Linked DNA regions of Homo sapiens: region 2 is linked to region 1. A link is an interaction called in ENCODE POLR2A ChIA-PET data of the cell type or tissue named here. Cell type or tissue: IMR-90. All regions are shown on one strand. Links, peaks and the distances in the headings refer to the core of each region. The heading gives the core; the rest is flanking DNA. Region 1 has its middle 26 kb from the start of CCT8. Region 2 overlaps LOC107985486 (a long non-coding RNA gene).

Region 1 (4,402 bases), core at 256-4,255:
CACTGCACAAGAAGAGGCACAGATGAGAAGTGACTGAAATCCAACCTGGACTCAGTTCGCCACACTCTGTTCCCTAAAGAAGGAGATAATCTTTGTCTTTCTTCTGCTCAAAGAGGGCACCTCTGCAAGGATCCCCACAATGTGATTCATGTGCCAGCAGTGCCCCTGGGATGTTGATTGTTTACATGATTTAGCCCCAATCTTGGTACTTTCTTTAGATCCTGACTGTGACATCCACCACATTCTCCATCTCTCAGTCACTTTCTCTGTTGGTGGGTTTTGCACACCCAGAGAGTACATAAGAATCCTTTGGGATTCAGGTGAAAAAATAATGGAACTTCTATTTGTAACTTTTTAAATCTAAAGAATGAATGAAAGTAAGTCACTATTAGTTAATAGATTAACACTGGCACATGTGTTAACTTATAAATAAATATATATATTTGAAGTGAACACTTACAAGTTTTTACTGACACATAATCAAGAAAAATTAGATACTATTGTTTTATATCATCATCTAAGTCACTGATAAAAATGTTAAATGTGGCCGGGCACGGTGCCTGAAGCCTGTAATCCCAGCACTTCGGGAGGCCAAGGCAGGTGGATCATGAGGTCAGGAGATCGAGACCATCCTGGCTAACACAGTGAAACCACGTCTCTACTAAAAATACAAAAAATTAGCTGGGCATGGTGGCGGGCGCCTGTAGTCCCAACTACTCAGGAGGCCGAGGCAGGAGAATGGCTGAATCCGGGAGGTGGAGCTTGCAGTGAGCAGAGATGGCGCCACTGCACACCAGCCTGGGTGACAGAGCGAGACTCCGTCTCAAAAAAACAAAACAAAACAAACATGTTAAACAAGACCAGGCTGAGAACAAAGCCTTCAGGTGAACATTGATCCAATAATCTGTGTGGGTGACATTATTACTTGACCCAGTATCTAATCCCAAATCAATCATTATGAAGCAGATACTCTGTGCTAGACAGCCTGGAAAATGGTCTCCAATGATTCCACTTCCTGCTTTTCACACCCATGTAAATGGCATTTTGCATGACCTATCATGCAGCTTTGTAGTAGATGCTGAGCCTGAGGTATCCAGCGAAGCCACACCCAGATTGCTGACCCACAGAAATCGTAAGATAAAAAATGTTTGCGGCCACGCGCGGTAGCTCATGCCTGTAATCCCAGATCCACAGACCTCCATCTTCCTGTGACAGACTAATTAAAAAAAAAAAAAAAGAGGGACCGGGCGCAGTGGCTCATGCCTGTAATCCCAGCACTTTGGGAGGCCGAGGCGGGCGGATCACGAGGTCAGGAGATCGACACCATCCTGGCTAACCCGGTGAAACCCTGTCTCTACTAAAAATACAAAAAATTAGCCAGGTGTGGTGGCGGGCACCTGTAGTCCCAGCTACTCGGGAGGCTGAGGCAGGAGAATGGTGGGAACCCAGGAGGTGGAGCTTGCAGTGAGCCGAGATCGTGCCATTGCACTCCAGCCTGGGTGACAAGAGTGAGAGACTCCATCTCAAAAAAAAAAAAAAAAAAAAAAAAAAAGTTTGCTGTTTTAAGCTGCTAATGTTGGGGTTATCTGTAACACCGTAATAGATAACTACTACACTTTTCCAGGTGATGCGTAATAGTTTGCAATAACCAACAACTCTGTGATCTAACTATTATCATCTTCATTTTACAGAGAAAACGGAGACTCAGAATATTTACATGACTTTCCCAAACTCAAAACAGCTAGTAAATGACAGCACTGGAAGTTAAATCCAGTGTGGCTCTGAAATCCACACTCTAACTAGCTGTATGACTTTGGGAAAGTTACTGCAACCTCTTAGTAGTCAGTTTCCTCATCAGTAAAATTAAGGACTGAAACAAAGTATTCATCTCTATTTTTCTAAAATTTCATACCCCTCCTCTGCTTTATCCGTAGCCCAAGAAGCGAACTGAAATGATATTTATACTAAGAAATGTGGAGTGGGGAAACAAGGGTTTGAAGATTACTCAATTGAGATGAAGAAAGGCAGCCATGCCGAAAACCAGTGAGGCTTGTGACTCTCCAGGGCATACGTGGCTGATGCTGACAGCTTCCTATTCATTCGGGCTGCCGCTCAGAGGACAAAGGTGGGAGGAGGAGATCCATTTCCTTTTTTTTTTTTTTTTTTTTTAAAGACGGAGTCTCGCTCTGTCGCCCAGGCTAGAGTGAGGTGGCGTGATCTCGGCTCACTGCAAGCTCCGCCTCCCAGGTTCACGCCATTCTCCTGCCTCAGCCTCCCGAGTAGCTGGGACTACAGGCGCCCGCCACCACGCCCGGCTAATTTTTTGTATTTTTAGTAGAGACGGGGTTTCACCGTGTTAGCCAGGATGGTGTCGATCTCCTGACCTCGTGATCCGCCCGCCTCGGCCTCCCAAAGTGCTGGGATTACAGGCGTGAGCCACTGCGCCCGGCCCCTTTTTTGTTTTTTTTAAATTAGTCTGTCACAGGAAGATAGAGATCTGTTTCTTAAGAGGAAAGGAAGAAGAGGTTTCTAACCTGCTCTGACCAACTGTTATGTTGCAATATCTTCACAGAGATCCTTCCAGCTGCAATAAAGATAATAAAAGGAATACAACATACTTTTGCTACAACTCAGTACACAGACTCTTAAATACAGTGAGGCTAGGCAGATGGAACATGTGGAACAAAGCAGGGGAAGGGCGTAATAACAACCATGATAACCATGGCTGTACTTATATATATTGAGATGTTTTATTTTATTATAATTTGTTGTTATTATACTGGCTTTTTGTGTGTGAGCTGTTTTGAATCTTTCAACTCCTTTAAATGCCTTCAAAAACTAGTATTTTAGCTGGGCGCAGTGGCTCATGCCTGTAATCTCAGCACTTTGGGAGACCAAGGCAGGAAAATGGCTTGAACCCGGAAGTTCAAGATCAGCTTGGGCAACATGGCAAGATCCCGTCTCTACAAAAAAAAAAAAAAAAAAAAAAAATCAATTAGCTGGGTACAGTGGTGTACACATGTAGTCCCAGCTACTTGGGAAGCTGGGGTGGGAGGATTGCTTGAGCCCAGAAAGTCAAAGCTGCCGTGAGCCATGATTACACCACTGAACTCCAGCCTGGGGGAAAGAGCAGGCCCTGTCTCAAAAAGAAAAGAAAAGAAAAGAAAGCTAGTATTTTAAACTGTGCCTCAGACCTAAAAATGAGTGAACCACTGCCCTAAACCGTGGAAGAGCAAGCCCAACTTGGTTGGGAGGAGACCCTTTCCATATGGGGTCAAAACTGTACCTGCCACTTTGGCATCTTTGAGAATTAAAAGAATAGAGACCTTCAACTTCACCCTGAGGGGACTGCTATACTCATAACTGAGGAGGCAAAGTCCAGATAAATGAGCAGATAAGGTAGAGAAAGATACAAAGAATTTCTCTCTTCCTCAAAAGGAAGAAGCCCAGTAACAAATCTCCTTCAGTGCTTAATAATGTTTGGCGAGGTAGTCTAGTAGAAAGCTTAGGACTTGGCTGTTTAAATCATCCATTCATTTCTTCAAAGGGTTTGCCACTTACTAGCTAGGTGAACACAAGCTAGTTATTTGCCCTCTCTGAGTCCTAATTTCCGCCTTTGCAAAAAGGAATTATAATACCTCCCTTTTCCTTTATTATTGTAAAGATTAAAGAAGATCGCTTCTTTGAAAGAACGGTGCACAGTGGCACAAGTAATGGAAATTCAGAAAATATTGTGTCCTTCTTTCACATTCCTTTTTTTCTCAAGAAATTTAAAACCAGTACGTGTTTTTTAAAAATCATTCCAGCTGCTCCATGGAGACCATATATAAATTGAAAGAATGGAAATAGAGGGGTGAGTCAGGAGACTATTGAAGTTGTCCAGATGGGAGATAAAAATGGCTCAGGCTCAGAGAGTAACAGTAGAAAAAAAGAGAAGTGGGTAGATTTGGGATGCATCTTAAACATAGAGTTGACAGTGCTTACTGTGGAGCACACGGAGAGAAAAATCCCTCTTAAAAATTTTATTTAGCTTATTTCATTCCAAAGAAAGGGAACTGACTTGCTGGTGCTGTGTAGACTGGTGCTCTCCAACAGAACTTTTTGTGATAATGGAAATGTCCTAGATGGTTATTGTCCAGTATGGTAGACATGAGCCTCATGTGCCTCTTGGCACTTGAAGTATGGCTAGCATGACCAAGAAACTAAATTTTTTATTTTATTTAATTATAATTAATTCAAAGTTATATAGCTATCATATTAGCGCAAATCTAGGTAATATACAACCTAGATTTTTTCCCTATAATTCCTTCAAATTATACAGACACAACAGTTTATAGAATGTACAGTTTGTCCCCACACACATTTTTTATGATGTTGTCCAACCTTAACTGTTCAACCAGTT
Region 2 (4,402 bases), core at 72-4,071, 350 kb before region 1:
AAATAGAACAGAAAAAAAAATAAAAAATTACTATTTTCAATCAGAAGGATTGTAAAATTCTAATATCTGCCTTTGCACATTTTCTGTCATAAGCTAACCATTGAAAGCTAATTAGGCAAAAATTATTTATTCAAATGTCTACCCCTAACATTACTATCTTAAATTCCACATTCTTTTCTATGTGACTAAGAGCACCATTTTATATCAGGTGTTCTATCCTTTAGGGCTATTGTGAGACATGAGGAATACTTCCATCTCTGATAACCAAGCTGGGGAAATGCCCCTTGATACACCAAATCTCAACTATTAAATGATCTAAAGCAGTGTTTCTAAAATTGTAGTCAATGGACTATCTTCCTTAAAAGGAACTAGAGATCTTGTTAAAATGCAGACTCCTAAGTCCTACCCCAATACTTTTGAGTCAGAATTTCTAATTGGGTCCCAGCTATATTTTAACAAACATCCTAGATAATATTTGTGTACAGGGTAGGATAAGAACCACTGAATCAGAAAATTGGAGCGATGAGTATACAAATAAGACTCAGGCCCTAACACAGAACCCTCTACACATTATACCCAGGGACAGCAAGTACAGATCAAAATAAACAAAAACAAAACGTCCTAGCTTAGGTAAAAAAATAAAAATGAAAAACAGGACAGGTGCGGTGGCTCACGCCTGTCATCCCAGTACTTTGGGAGGCTGAGGAGGGCGGATCACTTGAGGTCAGGAGTTCAAGACCAGCCTGGCCAACATGGTGAAACCCCGTCTCTACTGAAAATACAAAACTTAGCCAGGCGTGGTGGTGCATACCTGTAGCCCCAGCTACTCGGGAGGCTGAGGCAAGAGAATCACTTGAACCCGGGAGGTATAGGCTCCAGTGAGCCGAGATTGCACCACTGCACTCCAGCCTGGGCGACAGAATGAGACCCTGTCTCAAAAAAAAAAAAAAAAATTCTCATTTAAATGCCTTCAAAGGAGGTTTTACAAAGCCTCTTGATATTGACAGCTTCTTTTTTTTTTTTCGAGATGGAGTCTCACTCTGTCGCCCAGGCTAGAGTGCAGTGGCATGATCTTGGCTCACTGCAACCTTCACCTCCCAAGTTCAAGTGATTCTCCTGACTCAGTGTCCCGAGTAAGTTTGGATTACAGGCGTGTGCCACCATACCCAGCTAATTTTTGTATTTTTAGTAGAGAGGGAGGTTTCACCAGGTTGACCAGGCTGGTCTCGAACTCCTGACCTCATGATCCACCAGCCTCAGCCTCCCAAAGTGCTGGGATTACAGGCATGAGCCACCATGCTCAGCCAATAACTTCCTATATGAGTGTGCTTCACTCTAAACATGCACACACACAAAACTAAAATGTGTATATTTAAAAAATCAAATTACTACAATTTTCCTTAAATTTTGGAATATCTTATCCAGGGTTATTTAAAATAGTGTACACAATTATGCATTTTAAATATTGTTCTATCTAGACATAACTTTACACACAGCTGTTCATGAATGTGTCTATTGAACAAAGGTAAGCTTATAGATTTTTCCCAAATAACCCTTCATTTTGGAATTTTCTTTTTTTTTTTTCTGAGACGGAGTTTCGCTCTTGTTGCCCAGGCTGGAGTGCAATGGTATGATCTTGGTTCATCACAATCTCCGCCTCCTGAGTTCAAATGATTGTCCTGCCTCAGCCTCCCAAGTAGCTGGGATTACAGGCATGCGCCACCACACCCAGGCAATTTTGTATTTTTAGTAGACACAGGGTTTCTCCATGTTGGTCAGCCTAGTCTCAAACTCCCGGCCTCAGATGATCAGCATGCCTCAACCTCCCAAAGTGCTGGGATTACAGATGTGAGCCACCGCACCCAGCCAATTTTGGAATTTTCAAAATACGTCAAGGACTGTAGAACTATACATACACACACACACACATATGTATATATAAAATATACGTATAAATACATATATATATAATGTTTATATATACATATATACAATATAATATATACATATGTATATATATGTATATACATTATATAATATATATGTGTATATTTTTGTTTAATTGATGAAATAATTAACTTGTATTTGGGACTGTAATACAAAAAGCTATGGTCTGGGTTGGGCGCAGTGGCTCACGCCTGTAATCCCAGAACTTTGGGTGGCTGAGTTGGGGGGATCATTTGAGGTCAGGAGTTCAAGACCAGCCTGGCCAACATAGTGAAACCCCATCTTTACTAAAATTACAAAACTGAGCAGGGCGTGGTGGCAGGCTCCTGTAATTCCTGCTACTCAGGAGGCTGAGGCACAAAAATCACTTGAACCCGGGAGGCAGAGGTTGCAGTGAGCCAAGATCGCACCACTGCACACTCCAGCCTGGGTGACTGAGATTCAGTCTCAAAAAAAAAAAAAAAAAAAAAAGCTATGGTCTGGAATGGAAAAAAATGGGCCTGCTTTCTGAATCTTCCACATACTAATTTATGCGGCCATAAGCACATCGCTTAACAACCCTGGGCTTTGTTGTTCCTTTGCTGCCTGGGCATGCTAATATTCTCCTCCCAGCATTGCTATTAAGGTGTTTAGCAGGGTTTCTGAATGAACATAATAAATTTAAAGTGCAACACAGAACTTGCCTCCCCTGACACTTAGCAAGTGAGCAAAGAAGAGCTACAGCAACCTACAGAAGGAAAAATAATTAAACGAAATCGTGGAAGGAAAGTTGCAGGGGAGGGGGCATTCTTCAGTGGAGGGGAGGGGTGCAGTACAGCTGGCATCCAAACCAGTTCCCTCCTAGTGGACCTCAGCTTATCCCAGAAGGAGTGTCACTGAGGTTACAAAGTTCTGAAATTTGTTGTTAATACCCTCAACCTGAACAGAAGCAGACTGAACATATATCTGTATCATTTTCTCTCTTAACAGAAGAATGATGGAGTGGTTCCTGGGGTGAGGCAGGTTAAATGGAGAAAGCAGACAATGTACATAACTCTCTCTGATGAAAATGGAAACTACAGACCTACATCCTGTATTGAAGTACAACTGAAGAACAAGCTAAAGCTCAAGGCCCTTCCTGCCTCCAAGCGGAAATAAAATATATGATTCCTAGCCAAGTGTTACAGAACACGTATGTGACAAAAAACCTCAAAGGCACAAAAGATCCTAAATATCCTAAAAGAGAGCTCCTCAGCCGACCTTTCTTCGTATCCTCTATTTTCTCCTTAGGCGACTCAAAAATGGGTAGAAGCAAAAGACTTAACTATCAAACTGTAGCTTACAGAGGAAAACAAACTCTCATATGACAGGAAGAGGGTTAAGAAATCACCCAGCTCTATACCAGATCAAATGGAACATCAGCACAGGACTGCCAAGTCATAAGCAAGAAGAAAAAAAATAGCACGGCAACAATGCAAACATGTGACAGCCAAAAGGGTGGGAGTAGAAAAGGGAGCAGAATGTCAAAAAGACAAAGAACCAATGCTAGAAGGAAAAATTACTCAATGAACGAGGGAAAGTGCTCTACCACTGTGTTATGCTATGAAACAACGTAATTATTAAATGAATACGGTAAGATGGTAAAAGGATAGAATAAGATGAAAAGAGAAATTGCCTAGCTGAGGCAATAAATTGATGCTCAAATCAACATCATTTCTGAACTAAAAAACGTATTAGAACTAGCAAGGAACTGAATAGACATTGCTAAAGAGCAAGCTACTAACATGTGGAAAATTGAACATAAAAATAATGAATGCAAATTTAAAAAACAAAGACATCTAAACAATTAGAAAGGAACTAAGTTACATGGAGGACAAAGATGATATAGCCAAAGAAGAATTGGTGCCCGTGAGATAATCAACAAGTGAAACTGAAAAAATATGTTGTAAGTTGTAATACAATATATATATCGTATTATACAATACGATATATATATACATATATCCCAAAATTCAAAGAGCAACCAATGAGCCTGAACAAAAGCTCATATCATAATTGAACATATCAAGTGTTATAGGGGATTTTCAACACCAAGAACCATCTAGTAGACTAAGTAACATCAAGAATAAACAATTACACAGTCATCCAGACAAATAATGCACATCACTCACAAAAAGAAAAAAAATCATGCTGGCCGTAGATTTATTCACCATACCAATGAATGCCAGGTGATGATGGAATAATGTCTATTAATCTCTAAGGGAAAAAAAATGGTTCCCCCAAGAGAATTATCTCCAGCCAAGAGAGGTTGTTCACATAGCATCAGGTAGACATTATTGAACATAGAAGAAACGAAGGAATAAAAACATCCATGAGGCCAGGCGCGGTGGCTCACGCCTGTAATCCCAGCACTTTGGGAAGCTGAGGCAGGCGGATCAAAAGTCAGGAGTTTGAGACCAGCCTGGCCAACATGGTG

Evidence for each region. ChIA-PET counts read pairs that join two places held together with the same protein. Peaks named below come from ENCODE experiments on the same cell type or tissue, not always from the same donor. Only the 100,000 strongest peaks of a DNase experiment are listed, where the experiment ranks them.
Region 2: POLR2A ChIA-PET joins it to region 1 with 7 read pairs; 2 of 35 experiments call an interaction of 5 or more read pairs at or near these places.

Annotation. Positions count from the first base shown.
Region 1 is chr21:29,097,851-29,102,252 of GRCh38, reverse strand. It overlaps a transcript of MAP3K7CL not described here. Among named protein-coding and RNA genes, the nearest start is that of CCT8, 26 kb to the right of the region's middle. RefSeq lists enhancers at 2,114-2,163, 1,991-2,285. In IMR-90, for the core only: no CTCF peak of the experiment used is centred there; a DNase peak (open chromatin) is centred at 2,572.
Region 2 is chr21:29,448,376-29,452,777 of GRCh38, reverse strand. The region is part of intron 1 of LOC107985486 (a long non-coding RNA gene); the gene reads right to left. Among named protein-coding and RNA genes, the nearest start is that of BACH1-IT3, 45 kb to the left of the region's middle. In IMR-90, for the core only: no CTCF peak of the experiment used is centred there; no DNase peak of the experiment used is centred there.